Regions from separate parts of the Homo sapiens genome. Here region 1 is linked to region 2. Evidence: chromatin loops called from intact Hi-C (ENCODE). Cell type or tissue: Caco-2. All regions are shown on one strand. Links, peaks and the distances in the headings refer to the core of each region. The heading gives the core; the rest is flanking DNA.

Region 1 (2,910 bases), core at 293-2,792, 97 kb before region 2:
AACCACACCTACTACACTTCAAGGCTCACTAAATGAGAACAAGAATGGCAAAATGACTATCAAATGTCATGAAGATAGCCAAGCCTTGGGATCATTACTCACTGCGGCCTGACAGCTTCAGAGTGGCGGCTTATGTTCATTTCCCCACAAGCAGGGCATTAAGGGACCTCTTGGCACTGGGGGTGTCTATTCCTGTAACAAAGTCAACTGAGCCATATCCACATTTTCTCTAAAATAATAACTCACTTTGCAGAGAATGCAGAGACATTGTAATGCTGATGCCAGAGGAACGGGACAGGGGAAGAGAGAAGCCTGGAGCATCATGTGGGGGTGGAGCTTTGGAGAGGAGACCAAATTGCCTCTTGCATTCTACCTGGGCTTGAGTGCATTGTAGTGGAGAGACCACGAATTGGATGCTCCGCATGATCTGACTGGAGTCCTGACTCTGTTACCTACCCAATAGAGGACTTTGGAGAGTTACTTAACCCCAACTTAGCCTCTCTTGGTCTCTTCATCTGCAAAACAGGAATAGCACCAGCACCCCTGGGAAGTGATTGTGAGAATGAAATGAAAGAATATAGGACCTGGCACAGGTTGTGGCCAGTACAATTTAGTGACCTCTATAGAAACATTATTCTTCAATCACCTTCCAGTTTTCCAAACCAAGGGGAAGCTACCAGTGGGCGGGAATGGGCCATGGCCAGCTTGGGGTCCTCTGACTGTGCTGGGGGAAGGGAGGCCTCCCTTGTTTCTTCCTGCAGCCTTGGGGAGTCCTTTCATATGCATCTGCCCAGGCTAGGGGATTAGGCAAATGCAGGCCACAATTTGCAAAACAGCACGTCTGTCACGTTTGCTGCAGGAAATTTTCATGGGGACTCTTGTTAACTGGTGAGACTGCAGTGCTCTGATGAGGACAGGTCTCAAGTGTGGATCAGCCTTTTGGATAAGCATGAATCCTGTTTGCCTACTCCTTAGCCTCCCAGGGGTGGGGCACTACTTCCAATGAACCAGGGTTTGAACAAAAGCTGGGATTTGTTTTCCAGTGTGAAATCTAGCAGGAAGATGTCTGTGTTTAAATCAAGGCCCCAGCCCCTCACCCCCACTACCTCAGACCCTCCCAGCTCTTCTAGTGCCACCTGCAGTCTGGGGTGAGGGTGTCAATGTGTGTTTGGAGGGTAGAGGCGTGAGGGCAGAGAGGACTTTGTATTGGGTATTACCCCAGAGCAGGAAAGGGTTATTCAGTTAAACATTCATTAACTTATCACCTACTTTGCACCTAGCCGGACGCTAGACACAGGCGGAGCTGAGGGAGAGGCAATAGGGGACTGGGGTCTTTTGCTTCAAGAAACAGAGTCTATAGAGGAATAAAGGGCTATGCACAGCTGCACTGCAAAGCTAAATACAAGCACGCAAAGAAAAGTTCACAGGTGTTTTTGTCCCAGCAATAGAAGGCTGCATTCCAGGCCACCGGCCCTCACATTTCTAGCCTCAGGCTTTTAGAGACATTCCAGCCACTTACCTGCAAGACTTCCTAAGCAACATACCCTGTCCAGAAGAGAAAACAAAACTGCACCTGCCTGAGAGATAAGAAGCATATATTTATGTCTTTCATCCTTCTCTCAGAGGCAATTTACTACGATGGAGGCTCTAAGAGAATAAAGAAAGGCATGAGGGACCCAGTCTGCTGCTGCTTCGATTTGTCCTTGGCTCTCGTGGTGACCTGGCTTGAAGGAAAACCTCAGTTGGAGGCTGATGTATGAAGAATGAACAAATGAATGAATAATGATACACAGATGAGCATATCACAGCCCTGCTGCATAGGGACTCTACGGGGCAAAATTCAGAGTTCTCAATCACACAATTAGCCACCTGCTTGAGCAGATTCAAGATCAATGCTTTCTTCCGGGCACTGTACTGGCTTCACTCAGAACAAGTCCCACGTTGAGGAGAAAGACCAGCATCTTGACTGGGTGAGAGTGTAACTCACATTCTTGAACTCACACTTTTCTAGTGTCAAAAATTACCAACCGCACGGAAAGATTTGCCCTGTAGGTCTCCTCAGAGAGTGCAGCTGAGATTGTCAGCGTGAAGACCAGGTGGCCTCTGAACTGCTTGTCTTAGCATTCAGGACCGCTATGACCTGCTCCTGCCTGCCCCTTCCTACCCTTGACACTCAGAACCCACCTCACCCACTGCTCTTCTTCACACACAGCTCACTTGACCTTGGCACGTTCTTCTCAGCTGCGCCCATGTTCCCCACCGCCTAGACTTGGCTCATGGGTGGACTTCCATGACCTCTGCCTGCTTAGTCTTTAGCCCCCCACAGAAGTCCTCACCAAATGAAGTTTCCTCCAGTCCCTCCACTTGACAGGAACTTCTCTCCACTGTGTTAGCGGGGTATGGTGAGTGTAGCTCTGTGAGTTGGAGGCTCTGTGCATGCAGTGGAGCCAGCAGAGCCCACACAGACTGGCGAGCCCGTGGACTTCAGACATGTATGTGGACCAGCTGATTTGCTTCAGGGAAAGGGGCCCTGGGTACTTTGGTTCTTCATGTGTTTGGATCACTGATTGAGATGAAGACAAGGTGCTATTAATTCAGGAGAGGTAGAGAGAGGCTGCAGGCCAGGGTAGTGTGAGATCCTAAAGGACTGAGAATGTCCCACTGTGGCTCTCCCATGCCCTTGTCCCGGGAATTGTTCCTTATGCTAATAGAGTGTGGATTGATTTTCTTCCACAACAGCCAGGTAAGGGTGTGCAGGGTTTACACAGCACAAGGACACCTGGCCACGGGGCCAAATGGGGATGGAATCCCAACCACCCTCCACGTCCTAAGCTATATGCTTGGATGGGGTTACCCAGACAGCAAAAGGGGCACTGTTTTCTAATACACACAAAGATAAAGTGTGGGCTA
Region 2 (2,910 bases), core at 94-2,593:
CGCAGTCAAATAGAAACTGCACGTTGACACTCTTGGATGGGATTACTTCAAGCTACCCCTTCTCAGGCACCTTGGGTTCTCAGCAACCTCTGACAGTCAGCCTCTCACCCACTCCTCTGTGGGCCTCAGCAGCTGAAGTGGGGATTCCAGGAGTCCTTCTGCCTGGCATATAGAGGGTGGCCCTGGTGAGGACCCAGCGTGCTGTGGAGGGAGAACAGGGAAGTTGCCCTCAGGACCTGACTCCTATGGAAGACTCCTCTGCTGTCTGTGCCCTGCTTCAAGGTGGGAGAGTGGGGTGCCCTGGTGGCCCCCAGGCCAGACCAGAGGCTCGATGCTCAGGGGGCAGGCAGCCATGGTGAAGGAAAGCAAACCTTGCTATTCAGGGAGACCAGTGCCTTCCTCAGAGGATGGGAGGGCGGATATACAAGGAGGCGTCCGGGGGCAAAATAACGGTGTAAGGAAAATGGTACTGCCCTAGAAGGCAGGAGAAGACCAACTAGCCAGAAGCTATCAGAGTCCTGGAGTCCCATCCACCTTCACTCCTTCGGCCTTTTTCATAAAATCGCTATGCCCTAACTCTTCTTCATTCCCCAGTCATGTTGCCACAAGCCACTCCTCACACAGCACCCTCCTCCCCTATACCCTGAGCAGTGTGTTTTCCTGAGAGTTTATATTTTTCCCCTTTGCAAATTATTATCTCCAGACCCTTGAATCTGGAAATGAGAAAATCAATTAGCAAGGGATTACAGTCTCAGACATTTTCCCCCACCTTTTGCTTTAGAAAATATATCAAGAAATCATTGTGACTCTTTAGATGGATATTTCATAAATCTACTCAGTTGAAAACTCAATGAGTGAGATAAAGGTTAAGTCAGATCCCTCAGATCTGTGTGTGCAGAGGTATGTGGAAGCCGCCAGGGAGAAAGGCCCTGAGTGAGGTCACTGTTACCACTTTCTGCCTCAAAATGTAAAGATGCCTTTAACAGAGATAAGGTGAATAGAAAGCCAGCCTTTTGCTTGAGATGAAACTATTATTTTTAAACTGGTCCTAAAAAGTCTGACCATTTCTCAATTTTGTGGGATAAAAAAAAGAATTCAGTAAAAGTTGTGCCATCCAAATTTGATGGCAATTAAGAAGCAAAAGTATCCTCTTTCAGGGAGTGAAAATTTTTCAGACAAAGAAACTGAGTCCTGGAGTGCATAAGTGATTTATCTGAAATCAAAGACACTTATTTTCTTCACTTTTCACACCACAGACTCATGAAGCTTCTGATCAGAGAGCACTAAAACCCAATTGGCTTGTTTCAGGCAAAGGAAGTGCCAGAAAGTCAGAGGTAACTGACTAACTGCTTCCACCTTGGCCCCACCAAATGCTGCAGGGTGATAAGGGTTAAATCAGACAAGTCCCAGCTCTCAGAGCTGCGTGTACTGAGGTGCATGTGAACAACCCTCCCCAGAGAAGGGTTCCTTCTGTTATCTTGATGGCAGGAGTATTCAGTGCCCTTTGCATAACCCCCAGAGCCTTGAGTCTGACTGCAAAGTTTGCAAAGACTGTCTCCAGGCTGTAGCCATTGCAAGTGCTTTTGCAAAGATTAGGCTGTTTGATAAACAGATAAAGTTGGAACTGGAAGGGACTTTAGAGTTTGCCCAATTCAGACCTCTCAACTTTCTGTTTTTTCAAACAGAGGAGGAAGTTGCAGCTCAGAAAAGAGGCAAGAATCATCCAAGTGACACACAGTGACTTGGCAGCGTTGGAGCTGGGACGAGAACATGAGCTTGGGTCACCACCTTGCACAGCCACAGGGGAAGGGTGGCTCCTCGAAAGGTCCCCAGAGCTCTCCTTCAATCCCGGACCACATGCTTCCTCCTTCCAACTATCAGCTCCAACTATTTAGCAGTTGCTGGCTTTGCACAAGGAGAACTGGGAGTAGTCGGCATATCGTTGGTTTGCAGATGGGTCCACCAGCTCAGCAGTTGAAGACAATGCCCCCTTCAACCTTCAGGTTAAAAACATTTATTTTCTTAAGCCGCATCCGCATAAGAATCACCAGGGACTCTTGCTAAAATCCAGCTCCCTGGGCCCCATGTCAGAGTAGGAAGATGAGGGACTTCATTTTCAGAAGCTCCTCTGGTGACTTTTAGAATAAAGCAAGCCTGGAACTCTCCCTCCTTCTTTTGTCTCTTCAGCCTGGCATTCAAGACTCTTTGCTATCAGCCTGACTTCCTGCTGATCACATTTCTATGCCTCACGGAACTTTTTGGCATTTCATAAAAATTTCGTAAATTCATAATAGTGAAAGCTACCATTCGCCCTGCACCTCTAGAGTACAACACAGGCAACTCTCATTGACAGACCTCTCCCAGGCAGATGAGGATAACGGCCCCCACTTACAGTGAAGACTAAGGGATGGGAAGTTTGAATAACTCTTCTAAGGGCACAGAATCCTCACTCTCAGTCACTTCACAGCACTGTTTCCGTGAGCAAGGCCTTCATTTTTCTCACACATATCTTTGTTTATGCCATTTCCTCTGCAAAACTGTCACGCCTTCTGCCTGCCATCTCTGCTTGATAATGTCCGGCTCATTCTTTCCGGCCAGCACCACTTCCCTCTGCTTCTTTTTAGGCACTTGCCACGTTATGCCTTGTGCTGGAGGTGATCGTAGGCACTTTCTCCACTGGCTTTTTAATATTTTTTAGAGATAGGGTCTCGCTCTGTCGTCCAGGCTGGAGTGTAGTGGCTCACTACAGCCTCAACCTCCCAGGCTGAAGCAATCCTCCTGCCTCAGCCTCTCAAGTGGCTGGAACTACAGGCACACACCACTTACGTCCGGCTAATTTTTGTATTTTTTGTAGAGATGGGGTCTCACTTTGTTGCCCAGGCTGGTCTCAAACTCTTGGGCTCAAGCGAT

The links. A loop is a pair of places that touch in the nucleus more often than their neighbours do. Peaks named below come from ENCODE experiments on the same cell type or tissue, not always from the same donor. Only the 100,000 strongest peaks of a DNase experiment are listed, where the experiment ranks them.
Region 1: a loop joins it to region 2, with 7 times the contacts of the local background. A loop is called at or near these places in 1 of 110 quality-filtered maps.

The regions. Positions count from the first base shown.
Region 1 is chr3:193,812,191-193,815,100 of GRCh38, forward strand. No RefSeq gene overlaps it. Among named protein-coding and RNA genes, the nearest start is that of LINC02038, 30 kb to the right of the region's middle. RefSeq lists enhancers at 170-1,079, 2,902-2,910. In Caco-2, for the core only: no CTCF peak of the experiment used is centred there; DNase peaks (open chromatin) are centred at 1,481 and 2,086.
Region 2 is chr3:193,909,607-193,912,516 of GRCh38, forward strand. No RefSeq gene overlaps it. Among named protein-coding and RNA genes, the nearest start is that of LINC02038, 67 kb to the left of the region's middle. In Caco-2, for the core only: no CTCF peak of the experiment used is centred there; a DNase peak (open chromatin) is centred at 1,505; H3K4me3 peaks cover 1,115 bases.